Regions from separate parts of the Mus musculus genome. Here region 2 is linked to region 1. Evidence: chromatin loops called from intact Hi-C (ENCODE). Cell type or tissue: heart. All regions are shown on one strand.

What was found. Peaks named below come from ENCODE experiments on the same cell type or tissue, not always from the same donor. Only the 100,000 strongest peaks of a DNase experiment are listed, where the experiment ranks them.
Region 2: it touches region 1 in a loop (2.0-fold over the local background); 4 of 42 quality-filtered maps call a loop at or near these places.

What each region holds. Positions count from the first base shown.
Region 1 is chr17:29,005,743-29,010,742 of GRCm38, forward strand. It overlaps Stk38 (serine/threonine kinase 38), which reads right to left and starts at 2,253. Exons shown (of 14, transcript NM_134115.3): 1 at 1,969-2,253. In heart, no CTCF peak of the experiment used is centred here; DNase peaks (open chromatin) are centred at 1,189, 1,799, 2,209 and 3,689; H3K4me3 peaks cover 1,993 bases; H3K27ac peaks cover 2,054 bases.
Region 2 is chr17:28,949,256-28,954,255 of GRCm38, forward strand. It overlaps Kctd20 (potassium channel tetramerisation domain containing 20), which reads left to right and starts at 3,181. Exons shown (of 8, transcript NM_001356300.1): 1 at 3,181-3,314. In heart, a CTCF peak has its summit at 2,995; DNase peaks (open chromatin) are centred at 3,166, 4,256 and 4,316; H3K4me3 peaks cover 2,779 bases; H3K27ac peaks cover 3,168 bases.

The sequences.
Region 1 (5,000 bases):
TCAAGCTTCCTGCCCTGTCTTATAAGCCACTGGAATCCTACTTACTTCAGGCTCCTTTGGCTCTGCAGAGTTAGAGGATGGTGGACAAAAAAGTCTTAGTTCAGTTTAACAAAGCATATACGCTTCATAAAACTCAGCACTAGGGACTGGGACCTCAGAATGAGCTCACACAAGAGCCAACTGTTTTATTCACTATAGAGTTATGCCTGGCTGGATGACTTTACAATGGTACCTCCATCTCTACAAAAACCATTGCACCAACATTTTATTTCCTTGTCACCAAAGGTCTATTCTCTTTCATTGGGCAATTCAAGATGAAGCCATGGCTACTCCTTAAAGAGTCACATGAGCTGGGCGTGGGGGCGCACACCTTTAATCTCAGCACTCAGGAGGCAGAAGCAGGTGGATTTCTGAGTTCGAGGCCAGCCTGGTCTACAAAGTGAGTTCCAGGACAGCCAGGGCTACACAGGGAAATCCTGTCTCGGACACACATACACACACACACACACACACACACACCCAAAAAAAGGGTCACAAGAGGAAGGCAGAGGCAAGTGGATCTCCTAGTTAGTGATCAGACTGGTCTACACAGCAAGTTCCAGGACAGCCAGCACTACACAAAGAAACCCTGTCACAAAAATACATTAAGGAGGGGTTGGGGATTTAGCTCAGTGGTAAAGTGCTTGCCTAGCAAGCCCAAGGCCCTGGGTTCGGTTCTCAGCTCCGGAAAAAAAGAAAAAAAAAAAAAATACATTAAGGAAAAAAAAAGGGCCAACCAGAGCGAGCAGAGGTCCTAAATTCAATTCCCAGCAACCACATGAAGGCTCACAACCATCTGTACTGCTACAGTGTACTCATATACATAAAATAAATAAAGAAATCTTTAAAAAAAAAAAAAGGAAGAAAGGAAGGAAGGAAGGAAGGAAGGAAGAAAGGAAGGAAGAAAGAAAAGTAAAGTCACAAGTCACAAGTGGGCTGGTCTGTGGAGGCATATTCCTTTAGGAGGCAGAGACAGGAGGATCTCCGTGAGTTCTAGGCCACCTTAGTCTACAAAGCAAATTCCAGGCCAGGCATAGGTACACATTCAGACCCCATCTCAGACAAAATGCTCCATTTGTGAAGTCCACTCCCGGGAGTGGAGAACATGCCTGATGTTGAAGTGGGTGTGTGTGTACACTGGTGTGCTGTCCAGAGTCTGAGGACAGAGCCATCGGGTTAGGAGGAAGCTGCTATCTGATGTTTGGGTGGGGTGGGGCAGGGAGCTATTCTTGCAGCGATGTGGTTTGTTTTTTTTTGTTTTGTTTTGTTTTGTTTTTTTTGTTTAGGGAAACCGTATGTACTGGCTACTTCACAGCCAAGGTGAGCTGAAGGAAGAGGAAGCAGTGAAGCTACTTCACGCCGCTGACCTTCCTATTCATCTTGAAAAAGAGCAAGATTCCCCTATGTCTCTGGGTCCTTTGCAGGGCGCCGCTGGCAGCAGCCGTTATGCGCTTTCTGACACACTTTTCCTCCGACTCTTCTGCCACTTTTCCCTGTCCTCCAGCTCGGTCCCTTTTCTCGAATTTTAACAGTCTGCAGTCCACGGGCGGGGATCTTAAGGTGAGGGGAAGCCCGGTACCCCCTGATCGCGGACTAGGGGGACAGCCTCCAAGGTCCCACACCTACCCCGGGGTGGGGGGAGCTCTCGAAGTGCAGACACCCTCTGGTTCTCTCATCCTAAGGTGCAGAGTGGTACTGACCGAGGTCAGAGGGGACGAGCCGGTGGCAGCAGACACACAAAGCTGGCGACTAGGAAAGGAGGGAGCGGCTGCCTGTCCCGGTTGAGGACAGAGGCGTAGAAAGAGAGGGACGGACAAGGGGGCTCTGGGGACCACAGAGAGAACGCTGACAGGAGCCCTGGAGTGCACAGGAGCTGTGGGACGGCCGGACGAGGCGGCAAGCCTGAGGCGACGGCCGGGAGACACTCACCAGACCCAGGGGGGAGGGAGGCGCGGGGCCGACGGCTACAGAGACGGCGCAGACGCGACGTGCGGGCGGCTCCAGAGCGACCGCGACACGCCGGGGACTCCGAATGAGCGCAGCTGCCGATCCGCGACAGGACAGGACAAAAGGAAGAACCCCAACTGCCGGAAAAGACGGCGGCGCGGAGGGGCCAAGGCTCCCCCGGTACCCCCTCAGACTGTGGAGAGGGGCCGCCGCGGCTGAGACTGCGCATGCGCCCCCCGCCAGCGGCGCTCGCCGGGCAGCGGGACTGCGCGTGCGCGGCGGCGCCCCGCCCACATTTCACCCCTCACCCGACTGCGCCTAGCCGAGGAGGCCCTACGAGTGCAGAGCGGGGCGGGCTCCCTGGTGGCTTTGTGATGGGCTGGACTAGCTGGCCTTTGTTATGTTACTTTTTCTTTTGAAATAATTATAGACTCGCCAGAAGTTACAAAACGAAAACCTGGAAGTTCCGTAAAAGCCAACACCCACCCAGCTTCCCTCAAGGTCTTACATAAGGCACCGGGCTCTGCACCCGGAAATTAACATTGGCTCTCTATCAACTAAACCAATGCAATCAACTACCGTGACGGGGATTTAGCATTTGGCGTGCACTCGCTGGATGATGTCTTTAGTTCTCTGAAATTTAATCTGAGTTTTACCCCATCCTCCTTGACTTCAGATCATTGTGGCCATAAGTCTGTTGGAACCCGTGGCCCTTCCTATTTTTCGTTATTGTAAAGGATTAACGTGCCTTTGTTTGGGATCAGGTGATCTCTCACACCTAACACCTCTCCATTGTGCACAACTTAAAGCCTCTCATTGATTTCCAGAGAACTGAGCCCAGTGCCCTCGATTAGAAAGTTTTAAAGTCCTGAAAAAACGATGAATGGCTCCCTAGAAAGGAGTCCTCTGGGAGCAAGCGAGAAGAGAGCTCCCTCCTGTTAGTCACTTCCCAAGCCGCCCCTAGTAAGTGTTCTGATTTTCCCTTTTCTTTTATGTTTTTTTGTTTTGTTTTTTGTTTTTCGAGGCAGGGTTTCTCTGTGTAGCCCTGGCCGTCCTGGAACTCACTTTGTAGACCAGGCTGGCCTCGAACTCAGAAATCCACCTGCCTCTGCCTCCCAAGTGCTGGGATTACAGCAGGTGTGTGCCACCGCCACCACCACCACCACCACCACCACCACCCCCGCTTTGATTTTGGTTTGGTTTTTTTTTTTTGGTTTTTTTTTTTTTTTTTGGTTTTTCGAGACAGGGTTTCTCTGTATAGCCCTGGCTGTCCTGGAGCTCACTTTGTAGACCAGGCTGGCCTCGAACTCAGAAATCCGCCTGCCTCTGCCTCCCGAGTGCTGGGATTAAAGGCGTGCGCCACCACCGCCCGGCTGATTTTGTTTTTAATTGCATTGTAATTATTGAATTCATTATCTTGCTAATACTTTTTTTACTTTTTTTTTTTTTTTTTTTTGCCTCTTAAAATTTTTTTGAGACAGTCTTATGTAGCTCAGGGTCTCAGGGTAACACAAACAACGTGTTGCTGAGGGTAAACCTTGAACTCTCGAAATCCTCCTGCCTTAGCCTCTCAAGTCCTGATGTGGGTTACATCATGTCTCTCATTTGAAAATAAATTCCCAAGCAGGGGTAGTGGTGCCTGCTGCTACTTCCCCCTTTCCTCTTCCCCACAGGGCAACGCTCATCAGCTGACTCTGAGTACTTTTTCCAACACAGATCCAGAATGGGGCTTGATGTGCAATGGCCTGGTGCTTCTCAGGCACTGGTGTGCGTTGGCCTGGTGCTTTCACTGTGTGCATACAAATAGCCCCCTAAGACTATAGGGGCTGGGTAGAGGGCTCAGCAGTTAAGAACATACAGAGAGTCGGGCAGTGGTGGTAAACACCTGTAATCCCAGCACTTGGGAGGCAGAGACAGGCAGATTTCTGAGTTTGAGGCCAGCCTGGTCTACAGAGTGAGATCCAGGAAAGCCAGGGCTTCACAGAGAAACCCTGTCTCAAAAAACCAAAAAAAAAAAAAAAAAAAAACAAACAAACAAAAAACCACACAGTGAGTGCTCTTACAGAAGACACAAGTTCAGTTCCTAGCACCCACATGATGGCTCCCAACCATTTGTAACTCCAGCCTCAGGAAATCTGATGTAGATGTGTTTTTTTTGGCTACTTTATAGGGTTCTTATATATCTACTGCCCTTCCAATTGTCCAACACTAAATAGGACAGAATGAAACTTAGAGGGGAAAGGGGACATAGACCTCTTTAGACTGCTCAAGGGCATTCAGTTCCTTGGGGGCAAGTCTAATCTTAGTTGTCAGAATAGCTTCAATCCAGCAATAGCAGGAGAAGCAGGGTTGGGGGAGGAAGAAGAGGAAGAGAAACCAGGAGCAGGGGATCCTCAGCCACTCCAGGCCCTCTCAAGGGTCTTGCATTTACACTTTCTCAAGAGCCCTTAGAAGGCCATACTAATAAACGATCTGAATCTGATTAAAATAAAAATCACGCCCCTCCTAGAGCAGGAAACAAACATAGTCAGCGGCTGCGGACAATCTGAAGCAACCCCATATACGCCACACCTGGGATTAAGACAAAAACATATAAACATAACATCATTGGGTTTCAAAGACACCAAAACTCTCCAATCCAATGTTGTCCTCTGGCCTCCTCTTGCACTGCACGTATGTAATACACAGGCACAACACACCTACACACATAAATTAAAAATTAGTGGGGTTGCGTGTGGAGGTGCAAAACAGGGCTAGAGAGAGAGATGAGTGTTTAAGAGTATACATTGCTCTGTGCAGGTTCCCAACATTCATGCTGGAGATCTCATAAATGCCTCGAACTTTCGCAGATCCTCCACAGGCACCTACACTCACATACATTACCCTACCACACACAAGCACACATACACACACACACAGAGGCACCTACACTCACATACATATACCCTACCACACATATGCACACACACACACACACATAGGCACAAATTAAAGATAATTTTTTTTCAAGAGAG
Region 2 (5,000 bases), 56 kb before region 1:
TGCTCTTAACCGCTGAGCCATCTCTCCGGCCCCCTCTTTCAATTTTTAAATTTACATTTATTTACTCTGTGTGTGTTCATTGTAGGAGGTCAGAGAGCAAGTCTAAAACTGGATTTCTCTTTCCATCATGAGGGTCCCAAGGACTGAACCCTAGATACATGGCTTTGTAGCAAGTGTCTTCAGCCAAGGCATCTCACCGGCCTTAACGTTTCTTTTCTTTCTCTTTCTCAAGACAGATTTTCTCTGTGTAGACCAGGCTAACCTTGAACTCACAGAAATCTGCCTACCTCTGCCTCCTGCATGCTTGTATTAAAAGTGTGTGCCACCACCAACCTGGCAACTTGGTTTTCTTTTTTCTTTTTTTTTTTAAAGATTTATTTATTATTATATGTAAGTACACTGTAGCTGTCTTCAGACACACCAGAAGAGGGAGTCAGATCTTGTTACGGATGGTTGTGAGCCACCATGTGGTTGCTGGGATTTGAACTCTGGACCTTCGGAAGAGCAGTCGTGTGCTCTTACCCACTGAGCCATCTCACCAGCCCTTGGTTTTCTTCTTATTGCATTTATTTCTCTCTTTAAGTAACCTAACCAGACTATGTGGCCAGCAAGCCCCAGGGGTCTTCTCATCTCTAGAGCTAGGGCACAGCATATGCTGATCGACGCACCTGGCTCTGTACAGATCCAAACCCAGGTTCCCATGATTGAGCAGTGTGCACTTTACCGGCTGAGCATAGTGGTGAACGTGTGTAAATTTAGTAATCAGGGGCTTGAGGCAGGAGGATTGCCACAGGTATGAATCCAGCATAAGCTACAAAGTTAAGTTCCAAGCCAGCCAAGTTATAGAGTGAGACTCTCTCTTTCTCTCTAACTAACAAGAGAAGTCTCTACTTATTAGGATTGTAGAGGAGTTCCCCAGGAAGCAAGGGTATTGAGCTGGGGTCAGGTGACCTGCCTGTGCATCCTATAAACACTGCCCAGTAGTGTAATAGCCTTGAACACTACTTATTTATGTCTTGTTTTCCTTATGTGTAAATCTGCATGATTAAACCTTCCGTCCTTGGTTGGTGAGAAGTTTTAAGGGCTGTAAAACATCATGAAGAAATCTCAGTGTTCTATAGTATTTACCAGCAGCAGGTGCAATATTTTAGGAAATGTACTAACCCCATTAATTGAATGGACTTGTGCTACTTTTCAAATTAGCCATTATGAACAATGAAAGTTCCAGGCCTGCCAATCTGTCTTTAGGAAGGGTTACAGTCTCAGATGATGAACCTAGTTCAGATATTTGAGGATACACTTAAATTTGTTTCTTTGTTTTTCAAGACCGGGTTTCTCTGTGTAGCCCTGGCTGTCCTGGAACTCACTCTGTAGACCAGGCAGGCCTGGAACTCAGAACTCAGCCTGACTGAGGATACAGTTAAATTAAAGTGACAAAAGTCGACATTAATACACATTTCTCATATGCCTCCTATAATTGATATTCATCCAAAATCGGTGTCATGTCTGATTTAATGATATTTAATCAAAAGACAACCCTTTTACTCTTCACTATTAGTTAAGTATGTGCTATCTTGGATCCCCTCTGGGCGATGGATAACAAGTATTAAGTGTTGGCTCAGGATGGGTGAGGGGAGCTTGGAAATGAAAGAAAGAGGAAGTTGATTGTCCTGTATTCAGAACAAGAAAGGCAGTAGTTCCACCGTGGGTATGGAGACTGCACAGGGGCACAGGATTAGAAGAGGAAACTTTTGGAATGAAATTTTAATCAGTGGGTATGTTCTCTGTAGTTCCAAGGCCCAGAGATGCCAGCACATGATCTCATTACTGTGTTGGCTTTTTTGTGACATTACTGTGTTGGTGGTCGTATTTGGTTTGTTTTGAGACATGGTTTCCTCTGTGTAGCCCTGGCTGTTCTGGAATTCACTTTGTAGACCCAGTTTCCTGACTGGATTCCCTGACTTCCCTTAGTGACAGGTGGTATGGGGGAAACTGGGCAAGGTAGACCCGTCCCCCTCCTCCCCTCCCCCCCCCAGAAGCAACATAAGCCAAATAAGGGGGACCTCGATTTCCTGATCCTCCTGCCTCTACCTCCCAAGTGCTAGGATTAATGCTGTGCACACAGGTATTCCCTATATTTTTTTGCGTGGTTTTATTAGTTTATTTAGTGCTCAGCAGCAGTTTTAAAGTAGAATAATGTCAGCACTTGGGAGACAGGGACAGGAGGATGAGGAGTCCAAAGCCATCCTTGGCTACACAGCAAATTCAACATGGGCTGCGGCGTCACATCTCAATAAAATGAACTCGGACCTGGAGACGTAGCTCAACTGGTAGAATAATGGCCTAGGGTGCATGAAGCCCTGGGTTACACCAGAGCCCTTCATAATTCGGCTACGGTAGGGCTTGTCTGTAACCCTATCCATCACTCACATGGTGAAGGTCGGATCAGAGGTGCAAGGCCATACTGGGATAAAGGAGACTGTCTCAAAAAACAAAGAACACCCCATGTATTAAGAGTGGAGAGCCAGGGAGGAGGGAGAAGGGAAATAAAGGTTAAAACAAGCAAACCCCCAATAGAACGAAACACCCAAAACTAGAAGTCTGTGCAATCATTGTGATGGTGTAATCAACTGGTCTGATAACTTTCTTAAGTACAAAAGCCACAAGTCCCCGTGACCCTGAGAGATGGAGCCAGGTTCCTCCTCTCAGGTTCCCTTGTGCGGTTCACAGGAAGCAAGGCAACCAGCTTTCTAATAGTTTGCTTCCAGGTAACATGAAACCTGTAGAATCTTGTTTGCTATCGCAGATTGTTCCGTGAAACTCAAGAGTTGGGGGGAAGTTTTTGTTTTCTCTTTTATCTTGTTTTGTTGTTGTTGATGTTTTTCTGTCTTTGGGCTGCAGTTCATATCCATCCGCCACACAAAGGCGATAGGCTCATCTTTCCGTGAGCATCACGCGTTCCGGGGCGACCCAGCCTCTTTCACCTTCGAGCCTGCAGCTCGCTTTCCTGTCTGAGCCCCTTGGGTGATGGAGCGCAAGCGGCGGCGGCGCGCGTTACTGGGCCGCCCTGGCGAAGAGCCCCAGTTCCCGGCCGGCCGGGCAGGCAGGCGAGGCCCCGGCCTATGGCGGAGTCCGCGGCGGGGGCGGGGCGAGCCGCGCGGCCTTCCCGGCATGCCCCGCGGTGGGCGGGGCTCTTGTTTTGAAGGGCCGGGTGACTCAACCGGGGATCCGCGGCCAGGGCGGGGGCGCGCGGTGGCCGGAGCTTGGAGGTGGCTTCGGGGCTCGGTGTCGGAGAGCGCGGCAGCAAGCGGCCGGTGAGTGCCGAGTGACAGGGTGGGCGGGCGAGCGGGCAGGTGATGGCGCGGGCTGATGATGGCGGCGGGCGCGACGCTGCGGCCTGAGAGGCCCCGTGCGGGCTCCTCCCCGGCCTGGGGAGAAAGGAGAAGCCGGGCGAGGCTGCCGACCAACCACGCAGGGCCACCGGTAGCCCAGGCTGGGGAAGGTTGGTCGCGCTTTCCCAGAACCTCTGGAATCTTCTGTCGGTCCTGTCGCCCCTCTGTTGTCATCCCATGCTTAGTGCAGAACTGGGAGATTTTTTTCTTGCATATAAGAACTTTTTATAGCAGACAGTGTCGTCAGGCTTGCGCCATGAGGACACCTCCTCCCCTTTGTGGGAATTTGTCATTCTTTCTGAACATTCCTGGATTGGGCTGATTTACTATTTAGAAGTAAATCTAATCTTTTAAGTGAGAATTCAGCAAACGAACTAACAGACAGGCCAGGAACTCTGACCAACCAAGCTCTTTCACGGTGTCTGTTTGCTGATAGACAATTGTTTACCTAGAAATTTGAGATTTCTTTTTAAATGATCTCCCAAACAGAATGTTGGAATAATATTAGTTGTGACGAACCTTGAATTAGAACGTCAACCCCACTCCAGAGGAACAAAAACAAAATCTTAAAGTAGCAGTTCTCAAACGCGTTTTGCAGGTCGCTAGCACGGCTCCCAGAAATTAATTCTAGAAATCTAGGGTGGACCCCTGAGTCTACTAGTGCTGGCAGGCAACCACCCCGCTTGGGCCGCCTTGGTAAGCCAGGAACCGGACCTTAGGAAACCAAGATTAGCTTGGCCTGAGGACTGTAAATACTGTCTCATGTCCTTTTCTTTCTGTTGACTTACTCCTCTCCTGTCCGTAATCAGTCGGGAGTCAAGAAGCCCTGATTCGGAAGGCTGTGTGAGAAAGGATAGTGCTTTCTGGAGCCCTTACATGAGAGCAGGAAATGGCTTTTTATCCATATCCTGTTATTGCCTGGGTGGGAGAAAGATGGCGTGGATCAGGCTAACCCACCTTGTTTCTCTCAGGAGCCTGTTGGTAGGATCGTGGGAGCTTGAGCATGTCATTAGGTCTTGGCTCCCACCTCAGCTCTCTGCTTTCCTTCTCATGGTATCAGCCAGGGAGTGCCCGGAGCCTGGGGGGTCTCTGATTCCCTGGGATGTGCCAGCATCAGTAGTATTTATGGGCTTTTAGTTGTGGGTATCAATTCACTAGCTACAGAATATCTGAATGATGCCTAGCTTACACAGTACAACTGAAGTAAGGCATGTTAGAGACAGTATCCCAAGCGTGGCTCAGAATTCCCTTGCTGTCTGGCAGAAATGAGGGTTGGATGACCTCCACATCTGCCAAAGGTGTTTTCTACATCTTGATGTCTCTTGAGACTCCACAGGGATATTAAAGGTAGCCATGAGGGTTTGGCGTTTTTCTTGGCTTTGGTGGCTTTGGATGTCTGGCTACTTATTGATGGTTTTGTTGTTGTTGTAGATGACGTACAAAAACAGTGTGCCTTTCTGTAATGCTGAGTTTCCTGACTTGTTTTGTGTTTCCCACCTGCCACACATGGGGTCTCCCCACACCTCCATGGCTAATTGGAGTGAGAAACTGAGGGAACTGTTTGGATGATGTTAAATGATTTAAGATGGGAAAGTCGGAGTCCTTGAA